2 separate regions of the Homo sapiens genome follow, and region 2 is linked to region 1. The links are chromatin loops, found by intact Hi-C in ENCODE. Cell type or tissue: IMR-90. All regions are shown on one strand. Links, peaks and the distances in the headings refer to the core of each region. The heading gives the core; the rest is flanking DNA.

Region 1 (8,703 bases), core at 563-8,562:
AAGTATTACGCGGATGTTCATGCCCCTAACCACTGCCTTATACCATCTCTGGATATAAATGATGGTTTCTGAACCTCATGGCAAGCTTATGGATAAACTAAGGCTGAAACATATAAATTAAATTGAAAACTATTTATTGAGCAACCTCCTAGGTGTAAAACAGTAATCTAGGCACTCAGATATAGTACACTGAATGATGGCCCTAGAAAGATATGTCCACACCCTAACCCCCAGAACCTATGAATATGACCTTATGTGGATAAAAGGGTCTGTGTAGATGTAATTAATTTAAGGATCTTGAGAAGAGATTATCCTGAATTATTTAGGAGGGCCCTAAATCCAATGATAGGGGTCTTTATGAGAGACAAAGGAGAAGACACAGAGACAAGAGGAGAAGCCCATGTGAAGACAAAGGCAGAGATTAGAGCGACACAGCCACAAGCCAAGGAATGTCTGGACCCACTAAGCTGAGAGAGGCAAGGAAGGATTTGCCTCTAGATGCTCTGGGGAAAGCACAGCCCTGCCAGTATCTTGATTTTGGACTTCTGGCCTCTGGAGCTGTTTTAAGCCACGAACGTGTAGAAATTTGTTACATCAGTCTCAGGAAATGAACACAGTAGGTAACCAAGACAGTCCTTACTCTGGTGGAGTTTACATCTGAGAGATGTAATCTTAAGGAGTTATATCTTAGGGATGAACAGAATGTAAATGTAACATATAATGAAAAATGATAAGGAAACATTTACCTAACAACTCAAACCACATTGTCTTCACCCTCCATCCAGGGAGTTTTACCTGGACTGAGTAGTAATGACCACTCCCTTTCATATGCACCCATAGACCCTTTCATAACATCCATCATGGGAGCTACTCCACCATTTAAAAATTGATGGGTGATGGCCAGGCACGGGGATTCACACCTGTAATCCCAGCACTTTGGGAGGCCAAGGTGAGCAGATCGCTTGAGGTCAGGAGTTCAAAGCCAGCCTGGCTAACATGGTGGAACCCCATCATTACGAAAAATACAAACATCAGCCTGGCATGGTGGCGGGTGCCTGTAATCCCAATTATTCAGGAGGCTGAGACAGGAGAGAATCGCTTGAATCCAGGAGATGGGAGGTTGCAGTGAGCTGAGATTCTGCCAATGCACTCCAGCCTGGCTACAGAGTGAGTGAGACTCTGTCTCACACACACACACACACAAAATGATGAGTGACATGTCAGTGTTCCCCTGCGACCTGTAAAAGTCTTCATCTCCATCTCCTCAGACCTTACCTGACATTACTTAATAATGGGGGAAAATGGCATAACCTTAATGACCAACAAGAAGGAGGCACGTGGAGACCAAGAAGCCAGCAGGGCCATGGTGCATGCTTGTACAGAATGTTGTTGCCCAAGATGCTAGCCAAGGGAACAAAGGGAGGTGAAGTCCAGCCAGTGGCTTTCTAAGTGCTGCCTACCCTGTGGAACTGCATTTTCTAATTGCACAAAGGAGCCATGTGGCCCAGCAATGGCCCTGAATGCTACCGGTCTTTAAAGATGCCTGATCCTTCCAGCTAGAATCTGGTCAAGCTGGCAGCCCCATGCTGTACAGCATGGTAATGCTTAAAAGCCTTCCTCCAGGCACCCTGGCCAGGGGGACATTCTTTGCTGGCTGAATGTCCCTGTAATTTCACAGGTACTCTCTGTGCACTGGGCGGTATTCAGATATTATTTAATTTTTTCCTTTGCCTTTCTGCATAGGAGGAACAAACACAAGACTCTAGGATCCCTGGAGTGGTTTATTCCATTAGAGATTCTGTTTCAAAGGAGATAAAAAGGCTTGGCAGAGATGTGGGAGATGCTTCTGCAGGAAGCACACTGGTATCTCCTCACTCTGCGTGTGGCCTCAGGTGAATCACATTTAGGCCTCCATTCTCTGATTCTTCACTTTGCAAGTTTAACTGAATATGTACTCCAAGTATGCTAAAAAGAGTTTCCCAAAACAAGGACAGGAACCAGGATGCAGGCAGACCTCTCCTGATGAAACTACCCAAACCTAAGTCATCTCTTAGTGTGTAACCCTTTCCTCTCACCTGGTCTGAATTTCCCACTGTTAAGGTTTATACCTTTGGATGAGAGATCCAAAAAAATTCTTGATGTCGGAAGTTGCTTTTAGGATAGTAGAAGGAAGATGAGTGTTTTTTCTACCATCCTTGCATGCATTGGCTAAGGAGCCAAAATCCCATAATCAGAGACAGTTTGTATATTTTATCACCCGTTCGCTGTCCTGGAGGGCTCCACGCCTAGACCTGAGGGAAAGAGAAGCTAGGAAGGCTGGAGGAAGCGGGCCTTGATGAGTATCAAGCAGCCTCGGGTCCCACAGTACTCTTCCCTGTGGCCTACACAGTGAAAAGGGGAAACACGAAGTGGGGATTGTGCTCAAGAGATCATCTTGGCTCCGGGCCCTTGTGATGGATGTACCAAATAAGACCTCCATGCTGGAGAATCGCTGGAAAGGACTGAGACACCATCTTGTCTGCTGCCTTCAAAATGCATAATTCATGAAAACTGTGGAAGAGTATGTCAACAGGAAGCTTGCTGTTTTCATTTCATCAAGAATGTAGAACGGTTGGAAATGACCACGTTACAAGCCAGAGGGGCTATGCAAGGTGACCTAAAATTGGAAAAAGACTATTATCAAAGCTTTTTGTAGAGAGAAAACTTGGGGTGTGGCAATCATAGGCCAAAAAGCCTGGAACTGGCTACCAAAAAAGTTGACTTTGCAGAATTCCTTCCATTGCAGCAATTGTTCTGAGGGCTGGGAAATGCATGTATTTCCCAAATATGGCTCTTACATGGCCTCAGTGTATGGAAGAAATTCAACTACTATTTTCATAGTTCTGGGCACTATAAACCCAATTTGCCAGACCAATAATGAGATGATTATAATGGATCCTACAAAACCTGAGCGAGGCACGATGACTCTGGTACATCTGGCAGGCCTCCTGCTATTGTTGCTAAGTAACACACATGAAATGTTGAAATGCTGCACTGCAATTTCAGAGTGTTTCCTCCCTTACCTGTGCCAGCTTGCAAAGCTGACCACAAACCCTAAGCATCTAGATTTTTTCAGTCAGTGAAGAGGGCTTTTTCTGTGTGGTCCTTGGAGGATAGGGCAGGGACCAGAGAGAGGGTAGGAGCTGCAGGGAACAAAACTTTCATCCCAAAGGAGGATCCTCTGTAATAATTAGAGTTGTTCCAGTATATACTTGGGTTTTATTTTGCAAGTAAATGAGTTTCCTGTCACTTTCAGGCTTTGGGGAGAGACTGTTTTTTCACTCCCACTCATTACGTTCATTGCAAATTCAAGAATCAGATAGGAGTTGATCCGCATAACATGTCAGTTATGCATACTCTAAGATTCCATGGTTTTATGAACTGTCATAAAATTATTGCCTTTGCAAAAGCAGCACAATACTGAATGCAAAAACCAAAAAAGCAACTATTTCTTTTTAACTCTGAACAGACTTTCATGGCTCAGTGCATAAGAGAAGCCTTTTATTTTCAAGTAACTGAAACACTTTGTCATTTTGCACTGAGAATCACTAATGTTATCTTCATAAATCTTTTTAGGGTTCTGTATTCTGGAACTACTCGGTGGTGAGATTCTCATCTTAGTATCAATACACATAATGCCAGGCTTTTGAGCAGTAGTTCTCAACTTGGAGAGATTTTGTCCCCCAAGGCAACATTCAGCAATGTCTGGAGACATGTTTTATTATCATGACTGGGAAAGGGCAATGGTGCCCCTGGAAGCCACTAGGTAGAGGCCAGGGATGCTACTAAACATCTTGCAATACTCAAGACAGCCACTCACAACAAATAACTATCCAGCCCTAAATGTCAATAGCACAGCTGTTAAGAAACTCTGCTGTAGGGGGATGGAAGAAACAACAATAAGAACAGCACTATTCTTTTTTTTTTTTTTTTTTTTTGGAGGCAAAATTTTGCTCTTGATGCCCAGGCTGGAGTGCAATGGTGCGATCTCGGCTCACTGCAACCTCCGCCTCCTGGGTTCAAGTGATTTTCCTGCCTCAGCCTCCTGAGTAGCTGGGATTACAAGCGCCTGCAACCACGCCTGGCTAATTTTTTGTATTTTTAGTAGAGAAGAGGTTTCACCATGTTGGCCAGGCTGGTCTCGGACTCCTGACCTCAGGTGATCCATCTGTCTCAGCCTCCCAAAGTGCTGGGATTACAGGCATGAGCCACAGTGCCCAGCCAACAGCACTATTCTTACTGACAACCTGCTGTTCTTGGCACTTCACAAACACACCTGACCTCTACACATTACAACAGCACTGCAAGGTGGGTATAGTTTTCCCCAATGTACAGGCGAGGACACTTAAGTCCAGAGAGTTTACATGGCTTGTCCAAGATCAAACAACTTGTAAATACAGAACTAGGACTCCAGCCAAGTTTGGTCAAGCTCTGAGGTCCGGCTTTCTAGTGAGTTTGCTATGCTGGAGCCCTTTTCAGAAGCACACACTGTTTCCCGCAGAGGTTTAGACTGTACACAGGCTAGAAAGTGCAATCAGGAACAAAGGGCTTCCAAAAGAGACAGAAAGGAGCCAAGCCCAAAATGAAACCTGCACTTCATGAAAGAACCTGAAGGGGGCAGTCTCACCATCATGATGACCACCCACAATAGGCTGAAGACCGGCACCTCCAGAGTCATGGTGCGTCTGATGCACCGCCTTCTGAAGAAGCATGTGTGGAGGTTGAGGAGGGAGAATCACATTACCTGTCCCTCCTCCTACATCACGAGGTGCACGTTAGTGTAATTTCACTCAATATCAGAGGTCTCAAAAAAATTTAGCTTAAAATAACAACTTCTGTTGGGATTTTTGAGAACATGCTTTAGAATTAGGCAGAGTTGAGTTCAAATACTTGCTCTTTCACTTTTTTAAAATTATTTTTCATTCATCTTGTATGTCCTTCCATTGAATTTTTTTAGGGGGGGGCAGCAAGTTACTTCACCTCCTGTGCTTCTCTTCTCTCTTCATCATCATCATCATCATCACTACCTCATGGGAGTATTACAAGGCTTAAATTAGAAAATTAATGAATTAAATGGAGGCAGAAAAGCTAGGCCGCTACCCAGAAGGGAGTGACAAAACAGGAAATATTACACAATATAGAGACACTACTATATAGTTTACTGTATACATAGCATATATAGTTTTATTTTGGAAGGAAACAAAAGAATGGAAACAATAATTGGGCTGCAAATGTGGCTGAACGTGGGGTGGGGACCCCGGCTGGAAGTGCACAGATGTGGAATGCCACTGTGGAGTGTTCCCCTCCCTGCTCAAAAGAACAGTGAATCATGGAGTTAAAAATAGCAAATGTGAAGAACACAATGAATCTCAAGCAAGTGTCCTTTGTGATTTCAATGAATGTTTCAGTGGTTGCCTTTTCTAGAACAGTTGTAAGTAACTGTCATCTTCTTGGTTGCCAAACCCCACAACATAACATACAGATGCTTAATAAGATACATATGCTTATGCCTAATGTCTCTACGCCTTTGGCTTTGAGCCTCCTAACAATATGGAAAATTAAGTGAATTCTGGTATTTACCAGAGACCCACACAGGTACTCAGAGAATCACAGGTCCAATGTGGAAATGAAAAGTACACTTCTATCCTGATTTTTTAAAAGCTGCTTGGCTCTCTCTAGGTTAGCAGTTGAGACTTCAATATTTTATTCAATGAATATTTGATGTGACATATTTTAGAACAGACAGCTGTTCTGATGAATTAGTCATCTCTGTGATGAATCAGTTACTTATACCTAGCCTTTAGTTTTTTGAGAACTCAACCTCTTTCCTCCACTCTGACCCGTTTCCAAAACCACTTCCTTCTATAACAGTAACATTTCTCGGAACAGGTACACTGTTGAGAAAAGAGATCTCTAACCAACTCCTCAAATTAGAGAAACTCAGAATACCAGAGCTGGAAGATCCCGAGAGATGGCTCACTGAAGATATGAGGAAACTGAGACTGAAGAGAGCAAAAGACTTGCCCAAGGTCACACAGCAAATGATCAGCAGAGCTAGAATTAACATCCTGGCTTTGTGACAGCTCATCCCATTTTCATTTAATACTCCATGAAGTTTCTCATCTTCACTGGGGTTGGTCTGCCCCCAACTGATAAGGTTGGGAGATAAATTTTCCCCATATTTCTCACTAATCAAAGGAAGTTAAAAACCCTGTATTTCAAACACTTTAGTAAAACCCAGTGAAATGAAAGAGAATCTTAAGTGGGAAAGTGACAAGGTAAACAACAAGACTTGATGCTTGGGGCAGACATGAAGTAAACAGGGCTAGTGTGGCTCGAACTACCTACAATCTCCGAAAGTATCAACCCGAGGTCCACATGTGGCCTCCAGGGACCCACCACACACAATAATGGCACGGACAATGGCTGGCAATGGGCCCAAGCCAGAAACAATCTCTTGGGCTTTCTCAATACGTCACTCCAAAAAGAAGCAAAGCATACAGAAGATGTGGACATTCAAAAAATTCAAAAAAGGAAACGTCTACAGATTTTGCTTTCAACAATTCCAATCTTATTTAGCCTATTTTAATTCTGGTTTCCAGGGAGCCAAAAATATAATCCTGACATTACCCAGGGAAAAGCTGTGCAAAAGAATGACAATCTATTTCTCCACTGTGGCAGCCGGGTTTTCCTCTTCCTTTGCAGCTGCTTTGGTGTCACCCCTTCAAGACCACATTACTTTGAATTTTAGCAAGAAATCTTGGAAGAATGGTAGAATTTTCTGGCCTTTGGTAAAGCACACAGTTTTCCTGACCTGGATCATCTTTAGCCTGGTAAACCAAGGCTGTTTCTAATCCACTTCAAATGAAAGCTTAGCTCTACTGTGGGGCCTATGGAGGAGAGACTTCAGCTCTAAGCCAGAGCTACTCTCACCTACAGGAATCCCCAAAGCAGGTTTCACATATCCTTGGGTCAAAGTAGGAAGGCTCAGAAACAGTCTGAATCAAGGGTTGGGTTGTCCTTTATCCTTGTGTGTGAAGCCAGTTTTCTTATAAACATGATTTACTTCCCACTCTCCTTGGGGGGTTTCTAGGTATTAAAATGGGATTTCATTTATGGTCTATCCTTTTTTCCATTTACTGCAATCATTCTTGAACCTGACCATACAACAGAATTATCTGGAACACCCTTTTAAAAAACAGATTACAGGACTCCTTACTTGGATCACTAAATCCAAATTTCCTAGAATGAGGCCTGGTAATTCTTATTTTTAAAAACCTTCCCAAGTGATTCTAATGCCCAGGGTTTAATATTCTAGTTACATTTTTCCATCCTTCCTTCCTCCATTCCTTCCTTCTTCGTGGGCTGCCCTCAAAAGCTAAGCACCACATATAATAATTCTGGCAGAGGAACAACATTCGCCCTTCCAAACCACCACCAATTTATAAATAACATTTTGGAAAAAAACATGTCTGTAAACCTGGAACTTCTTGTACAGTTACTGGCACTGTAAAGAATCACAGAATAAGAATTAAAAGGTGATTATGTTCTTTCTTCTAGGAGGTATCTAGGGAAATAGACATCTAAGTAGAAATTTGCATGCTTTATTTGAAGTCTTTGCCATATTCAAAATGGCCTGCACATAAAGAATTAAGACATGGCCTAGATCCTACATACACTTGAAGTTCTGAGTTATGATACCATTATCCTTTTGTTATCTAAACTAAATGGCCCAATTTCCCTTAGTCTTTCTTTGTAGAAATGTTCCTTGTTCTTTGGTTACTATTCTCTATTCCTCCTTCAGTGTCTTCAAGCTATTCTTAGTTCAACAACAAGGACGAAAATACCTTCAGGGCACAACTGTACTAATATACTTTATAGTTTGCAACCAGTTTATGTATCTCTTTAGGAGAATCTAATTGATTGCTGGGGGTGACTTAGACTAGGGGGCCCAAATCTAAAGATCTACAGATTAATGTTTTGCCTTGAGTAATGAAGATTTCCCTTAAAATGCCTTTATTTAATGGTTCTGCATCTGATCTTATAGTTTTCAAGATTCCTATTATATAAAGATCAGATCGCAAATTTGATCTTGAAGTCACTCATATTCTCTCTTACTCTCTTCTTCCTTTCTCTCTGCATTCTTGCATTGTTTTAGTTAGTCCTCTTTATTTTTATTTTTATTCTTTGAAATGTAGTCTCACTCTGTTGCCAGGCTGGAGTGCAGTGGCATGATCTCAGCTCACTGCAACCTCCGCTTCCCGGGTTCAAGCGATTCTCGTGCCTCAACCTCCCAAGTAGCTGGGATTGCAGGCGACCATCACCACACTCATCTAATTTTTGTATTTTTAGTAGAGATGGGGTTTTGCCATGTTGAGCAGGCTGGTCTTGAACTCCTGACCTCGGGTGATCCACCTGCCTCGGTCTCCCTAAGTGCTGGGATTACAGGCATGAGCCACTGTGCCCAGCCAGTCCTCTTTCTTTTTAAATGTCTTTTCTGTAGTTTCCCTAATGCCGGTCCATTTTCCTGAATGCTTGCAGTTTTCAATTCAACAATCATGCTCCTGGAAAACTGAATTATTCATCCCCATTCTTCACCCTTCCCTGATCTGTGTTCCTTCCACTAAAAGTTGGCTGGCTGTCTCTTCCCTTGGTTTTGGGCTT
Region 2 (8,703 bases), core at 508-8,507, 120 kb after region 1:
AGTCAATTTCCATCTGGGACTCTGTCCATCATTATGAAACTTCCCTTCATTGATTTGGGGGAAGGGAGATTTCTAGGATTCTGGGATGGTTCTCCTTTGTTTTAGGCTCAGATAAGTCACCACAGCATCTTGCCAGAGTTTTACCCTGTATTTGGTGTCTAGTACCCTCCACTCCTCCCCAGAGAACTTGACACCTTCTTCATCTGTTCGTCCCATTCCAAATTTGGTGCTTTCTCATACCATGAGCTATGCTTGGAATGCAGCTCCCCCTCCTTCTTCTAACTTTCCAAGTCCCTTCTTGTTAACTTCACAGAGTTCCAGAAATCCCACCCCCTCTTGGTATGCTTGTCAGTCCCTTTGGGAAGGAAAAGGGGTTATCCCTCCTAATTCCAAACATAGCATGACTTGCAAATTGAATGCTCAACTTGCCACTCTTTCAGTTAATTCTAAAAATTATAAAGTCACAGCCTCGAAGGAGCTCTTGTCAGATTAATTGGTGTCCCATAAGCCACCATGATCATTGTTTGCATGTGATGAAGCTACTTAAGTTGGGAGGAAGCATAGATTGGACAAACCTGACCTTATCTTCCAGTTCTTACCACTTAATGACCTTGAGAATTGTACTTGACTTCTCTGAGTTTAAGCTATGCTGTCTGTAAAATGGGAAATACAATAGTATTCATTTCATAAGATTATTGTGACAAACAAATGAGATAATGTATACAAAGCTCCTGGCATATTGCAGATGCTCAATGAATTCTATTTTCTAATTATGAGCATAATCTTATCTGTTGACACCTGTATCCTTCTGGATGTTGACACCTATATCCTTCTAGATGTGTTTCTACATGCCTGTGTTCCAGTAAAAACTCCTGAGTGGCATGTTCAGCCCAGCACCAGTTGTGCCCAAGTGTACCCAAGATGGCCCTTCAGACTAGACCAGCATTTGCTCATGAATGTTCTTGACTGGTTGCTAACCTGGTCATTGCCTCTTACCTGTAAAATTTGCAATCCAAGGTCTTTTGATGCTGTACAAACCTTTTGTAACATTTTGACTATGCCAAATTCTGCATTTATTATCAGAGGTGGGAGACAAAAGTATAAAGTGTTCTACTGTGTGGTTTTTGGTACCATCCAGAACAGTGATTCTAAGCTTTAGGGGAGAAGAGTTCACAGAATCCTTTCAAGAATCTGGTAAGAACTATAGACTCCTTCTCAGAGCAGTGCACATGCATACAGCATTTTATGTATAGTTTCTGGGGTATCAGGAATTCCTTGAATTCTTCCAAGGACATTCTTAGAAGACTCATGGACTCCTGGTTAAAAAAAAAAATCTGCTCTGGGTCTTAGAATATCAGAGCAACTGAGAGGAACAAGAGAAAGTGGTTTATCTTCAAGACCCAGAAGCTCCTTTTGGGTATGAATGGAAGAGCACAAGAAGTCTGGCCAACTCCGACCCAGCCCAAGAGCTCCTCTGACCTAGCCAACCATTGGCTGTCTGAGCTCTGAGAGCTGCCCTTCTCTAGTTCTTTTCACTGTTGATGGCACAGAAAAGGCACAAATGCCAAGGAATCCCCTCTCTGGGCTTGGGTTACTGCCACTGTCTTTCTCCCAACCAAAGCTTCCTCTGACTCCATGTCTACCCAGCCTTTAGTTCTTCTAGGGAGAACAGCCTTCACCCGATCTCCCCGAGAAGGTACCTCCTTTGCATCTACATACAGTAGTTATCCTTTCAATCTATTCTTGCCTCCCAGGATAAGCTTGAAAGTGCTTTCTATTCTAGGTGGAAACAAAAACAAAAATAGATTTCAGGACCCCAAGTTGCAAATTCATTTAAATAAAACATAGCACTATGTTGAAACAGAATAATAAAACGGTTTGTCCACATCACCCTCAAACACTGTTAGGTCCATCTCATCAGGCACCTTCACAAATATCCTCCAATATTAAAAATCCACTTTCCAAAAGCCTGCCTGGCTTTTCCCCCCAACCACTGTTGGGTGAAGTCATTTTACTTCCAGTTTGGAAGTTCTAGCCAGAATCTGAGCTTAGTCCAAAACTATTGGACTCTGTGGCTTCCAAGGAAAACAGTCTGTCGCTGATTTAAAGACACTGTTAGGTTGGTGCAAGCCAAAACAAATGGAGCAGGCTTTTCATTAATAAGGAGGAAGCAGCCCTTCCAAGGTGGTGACTTAATAAAGCAAGTGACACATGGGCATCAGGTTTCAAACCCCAGCACCAGACAGACTCAAGATTTCACACTTGCCCTCTGAGCCAATAAAACCCTAAACTTGATAATCCCACTATTTAAAAACATTGTAACACCCCCAGCCCACAGAGGAAACGTTTATTTGCTAAGAATATGACCATTGGTGGGAAAAATAATGTGCATAGGTACACTTTTGCCATTTCACTTTCGTAGGAGTAAAAAACTAGTATTTTTATGGGTTCTTATAAGGCAGAAACAAACTAATGTCAGTAAAAACTACTATTTTTATGGGTTCTGATAAGGCAGAAACAAACTAATGCAAGTAAAAACTTGAAAGTTTCCAACAGTCTTTTTAAATTAAATAAAAGTATGAATAGAAGACTGGAGAGGATAGTCTTGAACTTAAGTTGTTTTTATATTTATTTATTATAAATAGAGATAGGGTCTCACTATGTTGCCCAGGCTGGTCTCAAACTCTTAGGTGCAAGCAATCCTCCCACCTTGGCCTCCTGAAGTGCTAGGATTATAGGCATGAGCCACCTTGCCTGGTCTATTTTTAAATTTAATACACACTTACATGGTGCTGACTATATTACTGAATTCATTCAAAGTGCTTTACATATATTAACTAATGTAAACCTCATATCAGCCTATGAGAGTAGCACTATTATTATCTGAATTTTACAGATGAGGTAACTGAGGCACAGAGTGCTTCCAGTCACACAGCTTCTAAGTGGCAGATGTAATAATATCAGGTGATGAGCTTACTGTTTGTAGTATGTGACTGTGTGGAACTACTTAAGTATCAGGAACATTTAGCAGTATTATTTAAAAAATTGCATATTTCAAAATAGCTAAAAGAGAGAACTTGAAATGTTCCCAACACATAAAAATCATAAAAGCTTGAGGTGCTGGATACCTCACATACCCTAACTTAATCATTACATATTTTATGCATGTAACAAAATATCACATAAATCCCATACATATGTACAAACATTATGTATCAATAAAAAATTTAAGAATAAAAAATATGCATTTGAAAGAGGCAAAAGGGATACTTTTTTTTTAAGTACTTGGACTGTCATCCTAAGGAATAAGGCCTCAGATAACAAACATTAAAAGGACAATCAACTGAGCTGACTCCCCCATCCTTCCTTCCTTCTTTCCTTCCTTCCTTTTTTCTCCCTGCCTGCCTGCTTTACTCCCTCCTGCCCTCCTACTTTCCTTCCTCCTTCCTTCTTTCCTTCCATTTCTTTCTTTCTTTCCTTCCTTTCTTCTTACCTTTCTTCCTGCCTGTCTTCCCTCCCTTCCTCCTTCCTTCACTGTTTTTCTTTCCTTCCTTCCCTCTTTTTCTTTCCTTCCTTCCTTTCTTCCTACCTACCTGCCTTTGCTCCCTCCTTCCTTCCTTCCTTTCTCCTTCCTTCTTTTCTCCCTCTCTCCCTCTTTTCCTTCCATCCCACCTTCCCTCCTTCCATCCTGCTAAATGTATTAGCCCACGCTTTGAACCAGGCATTGTCCCATGTGCTAGAGATCAGCTGCCTTTTTTCCACCTAGAATCCAGGGAAGGGAGAGAGACATTAAGAGTAGAGAAGTGCACACTGTAACTTAGGAATGCTCTGAAGCAAGCCAACACTAAGGGGAGAGAGTGGCATGGGGGTGATGGTTTAGGTATGGGAGGAGGAAGTGACAATCAGACAGCCCCGAATGAAGCCAGCGATGGAGTCATGTCAGGGCAGAGGGAGCGAGGGGAGGGGTTCAGGGAGAGGAGGCCAGAGGGTGGCCCCACCAGATCTCGGCCTTGGGAGGGGTTAAGCAAACTGCAAAGTAATGTATTTACATTTTAAAAGGTCACTCCAGCTGCCAGGGATGAGGCAGGGAAGAAGATGTAAGCAGGGAAACCAGCAAGATCCTGCAGGATTCATGTGAGAGACCTGCAAAATGGTGTGGTAGGGGTAGATGGGGCAACAGCCTCCAAAGATGCCCACGCCCTAATCCCTGGAACCTGTGAATGCATCATCTCCAATGGCAAAAGGGACTCCAAGGAAGTGGTATTAGGGTGGGCACAGGCCGGTGGGGCGGCCCTGATGGAACTAATGTTTGGACAAAGCCAGGAGACCTTCACTCTGGGGTTGGAGGGAGCAGTAGGAGGGGACAAAAATCCAAAGTCAGCTGAGGAGGGGCCAGAACACATGAGCAAGGGGAACATGGACCCCTAGGGTTCCAATCACAGCTTTGAAGCTTACAAGGTGAGTTTAAACTTGAGAAAATCACTGCATTTCTCTCACATCAGCTCTCTCAATCAGAAAATGAAATTAATAGTGCCTAACTCATATCGGTGTTTTGAGGGTAAAAGTAGATAATCCATGTAAATCCCCAGGCACAGTGTCTGGCAGGTACTAAGCACTCTCATAAATGCCAGTCAGCAGCATTCTCACAAATGGAGTCGGGGACAGTGGCTAACAGCACTGGCACTGCAAGGCTCTGGGTTCCAACGTCAGCTCCATATTTATTGGCATGGGGGAGCCCTGGGCAAGGTACTTAACCTCTCTGTGCCTCAATTTTATCCTGGGTAAACTGAGGACAATAATATCTACATTATGGGGTTCATGAGAAGGTCTGTGTTGGCTTTTATTATTCTGCTGATGAGGATGATAAATAATGCACAGATTCTTTATGAAATGAAAACCTAGAGGGTAGATTTACTACATCAGAGTCTTTGTAATCCGCTATTTAAATGACTCACTATTTCTGCCTTATCAACATGCAGCAAAAGGATGATGAGGTTAACATGAAATCCATGCACAATAAATAAAGATGCTGTCAGCTTTGCCTTAAGGGTGATTTCACAATGCTGTGAACTCTATGATGCACAACCAGGCAGTGAAGGCCTTGCTTTGAGGAAATCGCAATGAGTCTGCAAGAAGATGCAGAGCCAACCTTTGAGAATTAATAGCCTATGCCTGTCAGTCATTCCCATTTTAATCTTCTACCCCTCCCTTGCCCAGTCTAGCTGTGGGCCTCTGAGTCCCTACACCTGAACCACATTTAGGGTCAGGGACCTTGGCATTTAATGATGTTTGGAAAACACTCAAATCATTTGTGCCAAAAACAGGGGTGACAATACTATTCCCACTGGGCAGGGTCATTGACTCGGCAGTTTGACCTACACAAGTGGCCCTTTTATGGGCAAAACGTTGACCCTGAGCTCCACAATATAAAGAGCTAAGTGCTCAGTGCATAGCATGTCCTTAAGTGCTTTCCGAAAGGACTCCCCAGACAGTAGGGAAGGTAATGCATGTACACTTGACATATCTTATCAGAGAAGCCCAAGACAGCCTGCCTGCCTCTCCTCCCTGGGACATTAGTGAGGAGCTGGGGGAATTCCAGAAGGCAGGCATGTGACACTCTGCATATGACAGGCCTGGGTATAACCAGGAACCATGTGGCCTCCATCACAATTGGTCACTGGGTTGATACCAAGTCCCCGACCATGTTGTGCATTGCATCTCAGGCTCAGGAGGTTTTACTCATCCCCTAAAACCTGATGCCTCATACTGTGGTCTGTGACAGCAGCAGCAGCATTACCTGGAGCTTGTTTGAAATGCAGATTATCAACACCCTGAGACCTTCTGAATCAGAATCTGCATTTTTTACAAACTGCCCTAGTGATCTGTGCACAATTCAAGTTTGAGAAGCACAGATCAAGGCTGGGTCTCAACTGTGACTGCACATCAGACTTTTAAAGGCGGGTTGCTCTAAAATTATACCCTTACCCAATGCCCACTCCAGACTAACTATATCAGGATCTATTTGTAAATTTCTCAGGTGATTTTACTATGCAGCCACTATTAAAAACCACAGATGTCATTGATGATGATGATGATGATGATGATGATGATGATGATGATGATCATGATCATGATCATGATGATGGTGATCATGATGATGGTGATGAAGACGGCAATGACTGCAGGTAACATTACTGAGCACTTACATGTGCTGAACTCTTCTTACTAGTATTTAACTCATCACAATTCTGTGAAGAAGTACTAGCATTGTCTCCACTTAAGACATGAAAAATTAAGGAACTGCCTAAGGTCATATAGCACAGATGTGGCAGAGCCAGAATTTGCAATTTTAACCTCTTCACAAATCACTGAGCCTGCCTCAGACTGACTTCATCAGAATCTCTGGGGGTGGAGCTTAGGTGTCCACATTTTAAACTTATGGACCAGGTAAATCTAATTCATACTAAAGTGTAAGATGTGAGAACCACGTTTTATCCACTCCCAAAGGGGTTTCTTTATTTTAAGGCTTTAGACATTAAAAAGAATCAGAGCTATAATGAGTTTGCTCAGCAGTTACTTTTGGCATCATCTATGGGGCAGTTCAGATACATGGCTGTTCATTATTTATATGACAAAGATATGAATCCTGAGTATCCACATTCCTTCCTCACTAATAACTGCTCAGGTCTTCTCATCACAGATGGTCCTAGCTTTAGTCCAGGTTTCACCTTGTAGTTCCAAATGATTCCTGACTCAGAGTTTTCTTTTCTTTTTTTTAAAAAATATTCATCCCTTTATCCGTTCATTCATCTACCCATGCATCCATCTATCCATCCATCCCATCCCATCCATCCATCCGTCCATCCATCCATTCATCCATCCATCCACCAGTCATTCATCATTCAACACCTTCCACTACTGCACTGGCATCGGTGAGGCAGAGTTGAATAAGGTGCAACTCTCAAGGGGCAACAGAAACATTAATAGATCTTTGGGAATCAGTTGATACAGTTTGATGACAGGGGTGAGCTCAAGAATCAGTAAGGATAAGGAGGCAGTTCTTGGGATCTAGGGGAACTGCCAGAGAAGGGTCCAGGAAGGCATCTCAGAGGAGATGAAATAAGAACTGAACTTCAAGGATGCATAGGCTCTCAATGGGGGCTAGGGGGGAGGTAGTATATAGGCAGAGAGAACAAGCTGTGCAAAGGCCAGGAGGTGTAAAAGAGCGCAGTGTGTTTAGAGTTCTGGGAGACACCCTGTTTTGGAGAAGGATGTACAAGATGGAGGGGGGTGGGAGATGGCCCTGGGGAGATGAGATAAGCTCCAGGTTGGGTCTAGTTCAGCATGTCAGATGTTCCCCTGCAGGTGACAGGGAGCCACTTGAGGGTGTAAAAGAGGAAGATGTTTTGGAAAGCTCACTGGGGATACTTTACTGAGAATGGGTTGCTGTGTGAAGACTGCAGGCAAGGAGACTATTATAAGAGTATAGTCAAGAGACAATAGGAGCCTGAATTGAAAGTAATAACTATGATGACTGTACCTGGGTGAATAGTGGCTGTCCAAAAGATCTGTCCAAGTCCTACCCCTTGTACTTGTGAATGTGACTTCACTTAGAGTCTTTGCAGAAGTAATTTAGTTAAGGATATTGAGATAAATCATCCTGAATTTAAGGTGGGACCTAAACCCAATAACCAATGTCTTCATAAGAGAAAGAGATTTAAGACACACACACACACCCAGAGGGGAAGGCCACATGGAGACAGAGGCAGAGATTGGAGCAATGTGTCCATGAGCCAAGGACCTCCACCTACTTCCCTCCCACCCCACATTGAGGGCCTATGCATCTCTGAAATTCCAGCAGCTGCCAGAAGCTAGGAGAGAAGCAAGGACAGATTCTTCCTTAGAGCCTCCAGAAGGAACCAACCCTGCTGACACCTTGATTTCAGACTTCCCACTCCCAGAACTATGAGAGAGTGAATTTCTCTTGTTTTAAGCCACCCAGTGAGTGGTCATGTCTTACAGCATCCCTAGGAAACTAACATAGCTAAGAAACTAATATTAAGTACCCTGTGAATGCTTCACAGGTGTCAATTCATTTGGCACCCCAAACAGTTCCTAAACTGGATATGGTAGTATCATTCCCATCTTTCAGATGAAGAAACTGAGGCACAGAGAAGTTAGGTATTTGACCTAGGGTTGCAAAGCAAGTAGGAGGCAGGGCAGGGTCTTACCTACCGACAGTCTGGTAGTATAGCCCGTGGTCTCAGCTCTATGGAGATGGAGAGAAAAGGGCAGATTTGAGGAGGCGGGGAGGATGAATAGGGCCTGGCAATGGATGGTGGGCAGGAGGAGGCCAGCCTTCTGGGTTTCAGGCTTTTGTGGTCCCTCCGCCCTCTGAGTTTCCCTCAGCTTCTGTTTTTCATGCCACAGTGACCCCCGGGATATGTTAACCTGTCCAACTCTCTAGCCCTGCTTTTGGGACCTGCTTCTCAAGGAGTCCTTTGCTCTCTCCACTTATATCCTTGAAAAGGCTCTACCCTTATTGACTCCCTGAAAGTGCTGCCCTCTGGTCTCTCTTGGCTTCTCTGTCCACATAGGCATGTGCCTGGCTCTGATCATGTGGCCAGCTCTGGCCACATGGTCTTAACATCTTTGAGCTCTTTCCTGACCCTAAAATCCTAATGTTTACTCTGGTTTCTGTTC

What was found. Peaks named below come from ENCODE experiments on the same cell type or tissue, not always from the same donor. Only the 100,000 strongest peaks of a DNase experiment are listed, where the experiment ranks them.
Region 2: it touches region 1 in a loop (2.1-fold over the local background); 2 of 110 quality-filtered maps call a loop at or near these places.

What each region holds. Positions count from the first base shown.
Region 1 is chr9:109,883,986-109,892,688 of GRCh38, reverse strand. All of the region lies in intron 3 of PALM2AKAP2 (PALM2 and AKAP2 fusion), which reads right to left. Among named protein-coding and RNA genes, the nearest start is that of PALM2AKAP2, 110 kb to the right of the region's middle. In IMR-90, for the core only: a CTCF peak has its summit at 4,647 (motif pointing right); a DNase peak (open chromatin) is centred at 5,418.
Region 2 is chr9:109,762,895-109,771,597 of GRCh38, reverse strand. It overlaps PALM2AKAP2-AS1 (PALM2AKAP2 antisense RNA 1), which reads left to right. Exons shown (of 3, transcript NR_171891.1): 2 at 6,038-6,185. It also overlaps a transcript of PALM2AKAP2 not described here. Among named protein-coding and RNA genes, the nearest start is that of PALM2AKAP2-AS1, 5.0 kb to the left of the region's middle. In IMR-90, for the core only: no CTCF peak of the experiment used is centred there; a DNase peak (open chromatin) is centred at 5,037; H3K27ac peaks cover 1,828 bases.